Regions from separate parts of the Homo sapiens genome. Here region 2 is linked to region 1. Evidence: chromatin loops called from intact Hi-C (ENCODE). Cell type or tissue: heart right ventricle. All regions are shown on one strand. Region 1 has its middle 100 kb from the start of MIR573. Region 2 overlaps PPARGC1A (PPARG coactivator 1 alpha).

Region 1 (5,000 bases):
TCTGCCTAGCAAGTAAATTTCACAACCTCTCTGGGTGTATGTAAATTCCCCTATAAAACAATGGGTCAAGATTAATTGCACAAAGATACACATTGAAGGATGCTTGTTGTAATATTGCTTTATTATAGCAAAAGTCTGGAAACAACCCAAATGTCCAGCAACAAGGTATTGGTTACATAAATTGATATGTTCATCTAGCAGGTCACTTTGCAGCCATTAAAGGTTACAATGTAGAAATAATTTGTCGACACATAAAGATGTATACATTATATTGAGTTCAGAAGCAAATTATAAAACATGATCTTTTTATAACATATATGTATAGAAAAAATTTATAGATGATATAAATTTCTAAAAGGAAAGATGAGTGGTTGCATATTTCATTTTGCTCATCTGTACCTTCTAATTTTTCTCAAATAAAAACTGCAGGTAAAAGTTCAAAAACATACTTTTTAAAGTGAAATGACTTCTATATGGCTATAAGACTAACCCTCCACCATCAGACTATTTATTTTGTTTTTTCTGTAAGAATATTTATTATATATACATAAAAATAATAAGAATATTATTCATTATATGTCATTTTAATTAATAAAAAATTGTGTGGGCTTTTGTGAACTTGGAGCTGCCTTAAAAACCCTTAAATCTAAAGTGAGAAAACCTGAACTCAACAAGTGCAGCCACCATGGGAAGCTTCCTTAACTCCAGAGTTCCAGCTTCTTTGTTTCGTAAAATTCAATGATATTCCCCACCCCATAGAACTTGGCGTCTGAGGTTGAGTGAGCTGAAATAAAGTGTATTCCAGTTCTTCTAAGCAACAGAGGGCCATCCACATCTAAAGCTGTTATTACATTCGCTACATCAAGCGTTAACTAGTGTTCTAATTAAACACCATGGAATCTTCCAGCTCTCTGGCATTTATCTATGGGTAGAACAAATGTATACTGAAGTCCTACATGAGCCAGCCAAGCACTATGGCAGGTCCTGGAGATGCAATGAGAAGCAACACAGACATTCTCTTTGCCTTTATGTTCCATTATCAAGTCATTTTCTAAACACCGAGACACAAGTGTTAGACTCTAACAGACCTAATTCTAATTAGAGCTTTTAAAGGTGTTAGAACCCAGGCCAGGTATGAACCTAGCTACACTATCATTTACTTATGTGCCAAAGAGTTTGATCATACCCATTTCAAAGATCTATTCTAAAGATTAAGTAATTATACAAAAATGCCTGGAACATAGCAGGACCTCTATAAACATAGCTATTACCATTTTCATTATGAATCCCATTGTTTGCTGATTTAATTACCAACATACCCTCCACACATTTCTTTTCAAGTCACTTAACAGCAAATTTAATTTCACCAGACACACCTCAATGTCAGTCAATTCCTCATCTTTCACTATTTAGGAAATATTTTTGCTAATCATCTGCCAGAATTCTTGTTATTTTCAGAGTAACTTGTGTAGCTGTTATTCAGTTTTCACTCTTTGACACTCTTAGTAGATTCTTTGTTGGTTTCTTTTCTTCTCTGGGACAATAGTAAGGTGTCTAGGTTTCAAATACTTAGCTTCTATTCAAAAAGGAAAAAAAATACTTTTGGATAATGATTGTTTCCTTAGTGGTTAAAAACAGAGGGAAAAGAAGCAGGAGAGGGGGCTGGCACAAAGAGAGATGCTATGACACTTAGCATCTTCCAGAATTTTGGTCGTCTCTACTGAGAACATTTCCAGCAGATGAACACCAAAGAAAAAGGCACACAGGTCAGGACGCCATCTGTTGCTCAGTTGGAACAGACCATTCTGCTCAGAAACCACGGAAGTGTGATATTGCCCTTCACTTCCCACTCCCTGACCAACACAATTCCTAACAAATCTTCAAGTGTGTGTGTGTGTGTGTGTGTGTGTGTGTCTTATGCAACAACACAAACCCAGGAAACATCACACCCTAAACAAATAATCCCCTTCCCCTTAGCAGCATCCTAGATACACAAAGTATGCAATAGAATCCAAAGAACCCTACAATCCCGAAAAACACAGAGATGAAAAGGCTGCCCTCTCCCAATTTCAGCCTTGGAGAACTTCCTTAATGCCACAGCCGAACTATGTAATTGTGACCACACTTCCTTATGGCTGCAGTGCCACCTAGCGGCCAGGTGAGCTAGGGGCGCACTCATTCTCAGTCTGAAAAAGCAACTTTTATCTGCTGACTCTTCAATTCTTTCCAGAGAGGAACAGAAGTGGCTGGTGCACATGACGGCCAGAATTAGGAATCATCAGGGTTCTATCACATTCAAACTATTTCCTGATTATAATCACATCCAAATCACCCAGAAGAGACAAAAGAGGATAGAAAAATTCCTGCCAACTTTAGGTTTTCATGTCCAAATGCATCCTCATACAAACTCACAAACTAGCACAAATATTGAGTCTAAATCCAGGCAACCTTGTGTATTTTAAAGTCTTCAAGGCATGCAATTATATACATTAAATTATTTTCAAACAAAAAGAAAAGTGAAAAATAGGCTCTAAAGAACCAGTAATGAGATTCTTCTTTTCTCTTTTCCATAAACAGTTCTGTCAGTTGCTGACATTTCTGATGCCATCAGACACTTATAACTGGACTGCAACTTTATCTGCATAGAATAACCAAAAGCGTATGCACCTTTTACAGATGACAGCTTAAATAATGTAATTTGTTTGAGACTTAACGTGGGGATACACAACCTAATTCAGTTCATTTTAAACCCAAATTATTCTGGTTAATAGCCTGGTAAATCTCAGAACAGAAAGTGTGCACCGCTGCTAAGTATTCCATATTAAAAATAGTTTGTGATGGGATGTGCTTTTTTTAATTTAAAGTTTAATGTACATTAACATTTTTAGATGAAAAACTGACAATCTGAGAACAGTTCTAAATTCTCCTTTGATTATTTTTCCGGCGCGTTGAAGGCATGATATAGCTACATAAATAGGCTAACACTCTGGTTCTTTGGAAGATTAGTGTCTGTCCGATCGTATGCCCGTTTTTATAACTCTCTAGTGGGTTTTTAATGCAGAATGGATCATGTCCACACTCCCGGCTGGGATTCCAAGTCACAAAAGTCTTTCTTAATTTCTGATCCATACCTCCTGGTTGACTTACTCACTGTCCCCTGCTGAGATCCACCCTAGACTAAATTTTAAGCAGGCCAAGTTGATTCTTTCCTGCCCACACTTTCCACACAAGCCAGCAGCCCTCCCCTACCACTTGGCACATTCTCCAACCGATTCTTGCTGTTGAACCGGGGTAGCGTTCCCAGATGTCTTGGTCTGCTTGGGTTGCTATCACAGAAAACCTTAGACTGGGTAATTCATAAACAACAGAAATTTACTGCTCACAATTCTGGAGCCTGGGAAGTCCATGATCAAAGCACCAGCAGATATGGTGTCTGGTGAGGGCCTGCTCCTCATAGATGGTGCCTTCTACATGTCCTCATATGGCAGAAAATGTTAAAAGCATTCCCTCAAGCCTCTTTCATAAGGTCACTAATTCCATTCTTGAGGGCAGAGCCCTCATGATCTAATCACCTCCCAATGACCCCATCCTCTCACACTATTGCATTGGGGATTTAGGTTTCAACATATACATTTTGGAGCGACATGCACACTCAGATCATAACACTAGATTTAGAAAAAACAACAAACAAACAAAAAATCAAGATGAGACATCCAGTTGTATTTGAATTTCAGATAAACAGAAAATTTTTTAGCAGGAGTATGTCCCAAATATTGTATGGGATATACTTAAATCAAAACATTATTTATTGTTTATCTAGAATTCAAGTTTAATGAACAGTTCACTTTTTTTTTTTTTTTTTAATGGAGTCTCGCTCTGTCGCCCAGGCTGGAGTGCAGTGGCGCGATTTCAGCTCACTGCAAGCTCCGCCTCCCGGGTTCACGCCCTTCTCCTGCCTCAGCCTCCCGAGTAGCTGGGACTACAGGCGCCCGCCATCAAGTCCGGCTAATTTTTTTGCATTTTTAGTAGAGACGGGGTTTCACCGTGTTAGCCAGGATGATATCGCTCTCCTGACCTCGTGATCCACCCGCCTCCGCCTCCCAAAGTGCTGGGATTACAGGCGTGAGCCACCGCGCCGGGCCAACAGTTTACATTTGATCCAACAACTCTAGCCCAGAGGAGCCCTGGTCTTCCACGCAACAGCCCCTGCTGTGAGTCCTTCCTCAGCCACTGCCTCCATGATGCGTACCTGTCAGCATTCTTTCAAGACATCTAAGTAAGCAGTACTGAAATCTGAGAGTCAAATTTTAAGCTGTCTTGTGGTGTGCATACAATTAGTAGTACATGCCTTTATCATTTTGTTCTTGTTATGTTTATTTTTTGGTGATTCCTTATTAAGGACATATAATACTGCTTTTCCATGGTAGTGATAGAGAGCTCCTTATAAATTAAACTTAAGTTGTTGGTTAAAAAAAAAATAACGTAAGTCAGTTTAAGGGGAAAAATTAAGTAAACAATATTGCAGATGCTACTCAGATTAAACAATATAATGAGTCGTACTAAAAGGATTGAAGTTCAGGAAACAATTACCTAAAGCAGGGGTCAGCAAACTATGGCCCATAGGCCAAATCCGGCCCACTGTCTGTTTTTGTAAATAAAGTTTTATTGGGACACAGCCCACCATTCATTTATTGTATCATCCATGGCTGTTTTCATGCCACAGCAGAGCATACAGCAGAGTCACATAGTTGCAATAGAGACCATGTGGCTCATGAAGCCTATAATATTAACCTTCTGGCCCTTTACAAAAGAAAAGTTTGCTGATCTTTGACCTAAAGCATCACTCATCCTAGATTGTCAAAGGAAAAGCTAGAACGTTGAAAGTCCTCATGATGGAGATATTTTTGGACAGAGCAGATATATGGCACAATACAGTCTAAAGCTGACAGGGGCCTCCATTTCCATTTCAGATTCTTTTTATTAACCTCTTTCCCATGACC
Region 2 (5,000 bases), 540 kb before region 1:
ACACGAGCTCGCAATGTTTGCAAATTGCAAATATATATATAATCCTATGTAGGTACATACACATATATACATATACATGAATATACAGTCTTGTATTGTTTTCGAATTGCTAAGAACTAAAAACATATGCATATACTTGTATATTTGTATACACAGCCTTGCATGGTTTCCTAATTGTTTTACATTTGTTCATTTTGCCTCCCAAACTAGATTTAAAGTCCTTTAGGACACAGGCCTTCTTTTGTGCTTTGTATATAATCTTCACATTACCTAACGCAGTTCATTCTATCAATAAACACATGAAGATCAACTCACTCATTATGCAACAAGTATTTGTTGAGTTCTTACTTTCTGCTATTTTCTGAGAAAATATCTAGAAAAATGTCAGTGAACAAGACAGGCAGATTCCCTACTCCTCAAATGCTCATGGTCTGTTGAACTGCCAATATTTGTTATTTTTAACTTTTTGATAGGTACATAATATATGTCCATTTTTGCAAAATTTAGAATATAACTGAAAGCCAAATGAAGAAAAGTAAAGTATCTATATTCCCACTAGAATAACCAAGTAGCCTTGAAAGCGTCCACATTCATTTCCTTGATTGCATATAGCAGGATAATTTACACACAAATACAAAACCACCACTCACCCTTTTCTGCTACAAAGTTCACAGTTTCAGGCTTCCTGAGAGTTCCAGCAATGACCAAACATGAACGCTGGCTACAGCTGTGAGAGTCCTTCTCCCCCCATCAGCAAAGGCAGTCCTCAGAACGTATTACAAGTAATGACCTAGAGACGACTGCATTCTCACTTGCCATCATTCTAACGAACCCCAAGTAGCTTCATTCAGAAGTAACAGACGAATGAATGAAAGATGCCCATTCAGTTGTATCATGGAGGCATTAAAGCAGGTGTTAAAATAAACCAGGGACAAGGTTGCCCACAGTGACCCAGAAAGGCCAATATGCTATTTAAACTAACCCCATGCCATCCATCTTTACAGACTGCTGTGCTGCAAAAGTAGTCCTTTATTCTCCTCCTTCAAACAATGCACAAAGGCAACAGAGGGAAGGAAGTTATGTTGCAATATTCTGAAACATAAATCTTGCTACCAGCCGGTCCAGGGACGCATCCTGTTTTCCTTACACATGGATCAGATTCACTGGAGGCTGTTACCTCTGAGCCTTTTGCTTTGTTTTTTAAAGTGGCTTCTGAATCGTACCTGGTCACCTGCATTTACACATCCAAACACAGGTTGCGTAAGCAGAGAACATTGTTTGCGTGTCCAGTTACTCAACCAACATGTGCTATTGCATGTTGCTACCCCTCTGCCACCACCCAGAATTCCCTTTCTCAAATTGTGACATTCAGCTTCATTTTTTATCATTATTAAGTTTGTGATGTTAAATAAAAATTAAACTTAGATTCAAACATATGGAAGAAACAAAAAGAAGAGATACATAATTTACTCTCAACATTTTAAGACTCTGCCACTCTATTATATATCCCTAAATCCCACTTTCTGCTTTGATGAGAATTCAGTCGATGGCCAGTTTCCAGTGGTGTCATTGACGTGCTACTTGAGTCAGGGAAAAGCATTTAACTACTCAGTGCCTGATTTTATTCTGGGAATCCAAAGTAGATAATGCTTGTTATTGTCAGATCAGAGACAGCAGAGCCCGTGACTGTTTAACTTACTCAAGTACAAGGCCTTCTCAAATGTGATGAGGCAGGGCTTTGCAAATTGGAAGAAGGTGAGTGCAGGTGAAAAGTCCACTGTGAGTGGCCGGCCCTGGGAAGGCACTTCCCTGAAATGCTGCTTTGGTAGAAGCAACACAAACCTGTGGCCATGAAAGAGTTATCTGGTTTCATACGAACCTTCTTCACAGGGAAGACCCAATTTTAGAATGTCACCTGTGCTGAAAACACGCTTTCCTTTCACATTACAGAAAAGATGCCTGAGTTTAACACTAGAGGGCAAAGAGTGGAGGTGTCCTCATGCCATGCAAATACTCCTGAAGCTGCTGCTGTTGGTAAGGGCATTGCCACATATGACTTTACCCTTTGCCTCGATAAAGAATGGGCTTTGTGACATCAGAGAAAACTGTTATGGGAACTTACCTAAACAGTCACTTTTGCCCTCTGACACTAAGAGGATACCTGACATATTAGTCCTGGAGCCCCAGGCATCCCGATATCGTTATACGACTTCTCATTCTTTATATCCAGTAGCTTACTATGTCTTCTCTCAGAAATCTGACCAATTAATCATTAGTAATTTATAAAGGGGAAGCCTGTGACTTTATTTAAAAGCAGGGTTTTTCAACCTCAGTGCTTTTTTCATTGGAGGCTGAATCATTTTTTGTGGTGGGAGCTGTCCTGTAGGCTGTTGGATGTTTAGCAGCATTCCTTGTCTCTAGTCTCTACTCAATAAATGCTCGTAGCATCCCCTTGTCCCCAGGGATAACAACCAAACATGCCTCCAGATATTGTCAAATGTCCCGTGAATTGGGGTGTGGGGCGGGGACCAAAATCGCCTTTGGTTGAGAATCATTGGTTTAAAATGACCTAATGAGAGACTAAATTAAATGAACTTCTGTTTTAGAGTGCTGAAAATAATTTTATTAGCATAGAATATGATACAGGGAGACAAAAAGGGTGGCATGGCATATATTAAGCACCTACATGTAGATAATTAACTAGATGCTGAACCAAGTCTCCTGAAGGTATAAATGCAAAGTACCTCTCACAAATACCACAACACAAAATATAGGGACATAAAAGTTATGGAGAAAGTTGTATTTTTTTTAAAGTAGCCCACCAGAGAGGCATTGACTCCTATGCCATCTCCCCTACCGCTAAGTTATTCTCTAGCCTCTACAAAATGCATGGCATTCACCTGATATGAAATAGGTGATTTTTAGATAAGAGGTCTATGGAGATGGACATTTTTTAAAGCATTGTTTATTTAATGCAGCATGACTTAGAATGGGCCTGTAACTTGACAAGTGTACTGAGTGAGGAATGTTCAATTTACCAGTTCTAACTGGCCAAGTCCTCACATGAACTTTCTAAGACCCGGCTGAGAAGCCTGGGAAAGTAGAACTAACCACAACCTTCAGTGTTCCCTCCACCTTGTTCTGTCTCCCCAGTCCAAACTCTACTACCTTAAGCATTCTTCTAAAACCCACTTAATCTCCAGAGGTATTACAAAATCTCAGCCATAGGCAGAACCTACAGCCGTCTCGGCTCACCAGCTAACTCTACCTCCGTGCCAACCAACACTGAAAGGAAAGATTCTGTTCTATTTTTAAATATATTGAGCAAAGAAGCAGCTTGATATGTCTTTGTAAAGGATGGCTGTCACCCAAATTCATGGGTTCTCTATTTTTATCAAGGATATAAACTTTGAAGTCCGATAAATTTGGGGTTCAAATCCCAGGTCTTTATTGTCAACTGTGTGATTTGGGGAAAACAAATAACCTCTCTGAGTTTCAGTGTCTGCATATGTAAAACAGGAATGATAACAATAGGACCTAACAATAGGTTGTTTTCAAGGATAAGTGAGATGACATATATTAAGCATGAGTATACCAAAATGTTGGCCATTATTGTCATTACTATTATTGTTATCAACATTAATATATTCATCATTCTCTCATGATTTAACAAACATTTATTCAGCATGTATTATATGCTGGGTTCCAGCAAAACTCAGTTAATATTTTAAACTTGGCTTTCTTAAGACTCAGATTTCAACCAAATAACATGGAAGTATAAGAAATGTCTTTGCTGATGAATAAGAAAAGTCCAGCACATAGTAGGTGCTCAGAAAACATTAGATGATGATGATGATGGCACTGGCGGTTGTGATAAAGAAAACTAGCCGATATGTCATCCTTCGTTTAATTCACTTGCCAGAGTACTCACTAAATGTTTGTTCCTATAAAAAATAATGTATTTCAAGTAAATGAGTACTGATCTTGTGGGAAAGAATTCCTTTTCTCAAAGTAACACTTTAATAGGAATAGATTAACATTCTTTATTATAGGGTAGGCTTATAATAAGAGTCCGGAGTCACGGAGGTAATTCTTGCTACTGAAAAGTAAATGAATTTTGACTGATTTATAAGTATACAGTAGATTAGTCAAGTTTAGCAATTCCCATTATATAAAGAAATTAGAGATATGAACCAAAAATATAATTAATAATAATAATCAAAAGAGCTCACCTAATTAGTAAAGCAAACAAAGGTAGACATCTACCCCCTTGGTTAAAAAGAAAGGCCTTCTTATTTATTAATTTATATGAGGTACCATTTATTGCTCATTCTTTCTGTGGGAAATAGACAGGAATAAACAGGTTTAGACTTTTGTTCTTCTTTGTCACTAATCTTTCACAACCCTTTAGTATTTCAACACAGTTTAACTCACTCACAGTTGTTGATTCCTAGTCCCTAGTTGATTTATTTTTTAAATCTTTAAAAAAATAAAAACAAAACATTTGTTTTCCAAATGCTGTTTTTCCATAAATTAGAAAGTATGTAACTGTGATGAAAAGTCTTTTGATGATAGCAAAGTAAGAACTCATTATGCATTCAGGTCTATTACCATGTTAGTCGGGCCCAAGCCAAACTCAATGAAAAATTAATGTTTCCAAAGGATGTCCTTACCTCAAATATGTTTGAAGGCTCATTGTTGTACTGATTGGATATTATTTCTGATTGGTCACTGCACCACTTGAGTCCACCCAGAAAGCTGTCTGTATCCAAGTCGTTCACATCTAGTTCAGAAAGATCAAGTTCAGGAAGATCTGGGCAAAGAGGCTGGTCTTCACCAACCAGAGCAGCACACTGCAGGAGGCAGAAAAAAAAAATTTAAAAAAGCTTCCATTAACCACAGGAATTTATTAAACTGCAATAGCATGTGATAGGAATTAAGCCTAGTTAATTCAACTACACTACCAAAGCTAGTTTCTGGCACTTTAATCACCAGGAAAA

What was found. Hi-C counts contacts between places; a loop is a spot of excess contacts. Peaks named below come from ENCODE experiments on the same cell type or tissue, not always from the same donor. Only the 100,000 strongest peaks of a DNase experiment are listed, where the experiment ranks them.
Region 2: it touches region 1 in a loop (3-fold over the local background); 2 of 110 quality-filtered maps call a loop at or near these places.

What each region holds. Positions count from the first base shown.
Region 1 is chr4:24,417,469-24,422,468 of GRCh38, forward strand. It overlaps a transcript of PPARGC1A not described here. Among named protein-coding and RNA genes, the nearest start is that of MIR573, 100 kb to the right of the region's middle. In heart right ventricle, CTCF peaks have their summits at 2,146 (motif pointing left) and 2,351; a DNase peak (open chromatin) is centred at 2,143.
Region 2 is chr4:23,880,079-23,885,078 of GRCh38, forward strand. It overlaps PPARGC1A (PPARG coactivator 1 alpha), which reads right to left. Exons shown (of 13, transcript NM_013261.5): 2 at 4,674-4,853. Among named protein-coding and RNA genes, the nearest start is that of PPARGC1A, 7.5 kb to the right of the region's middle. In heart right ventricle, a CTCF peak has its summit at 2,005 (motif pointing right); no DNase peak of the experiment used is centred here; H3K27ac peaks cover 5,000 bases.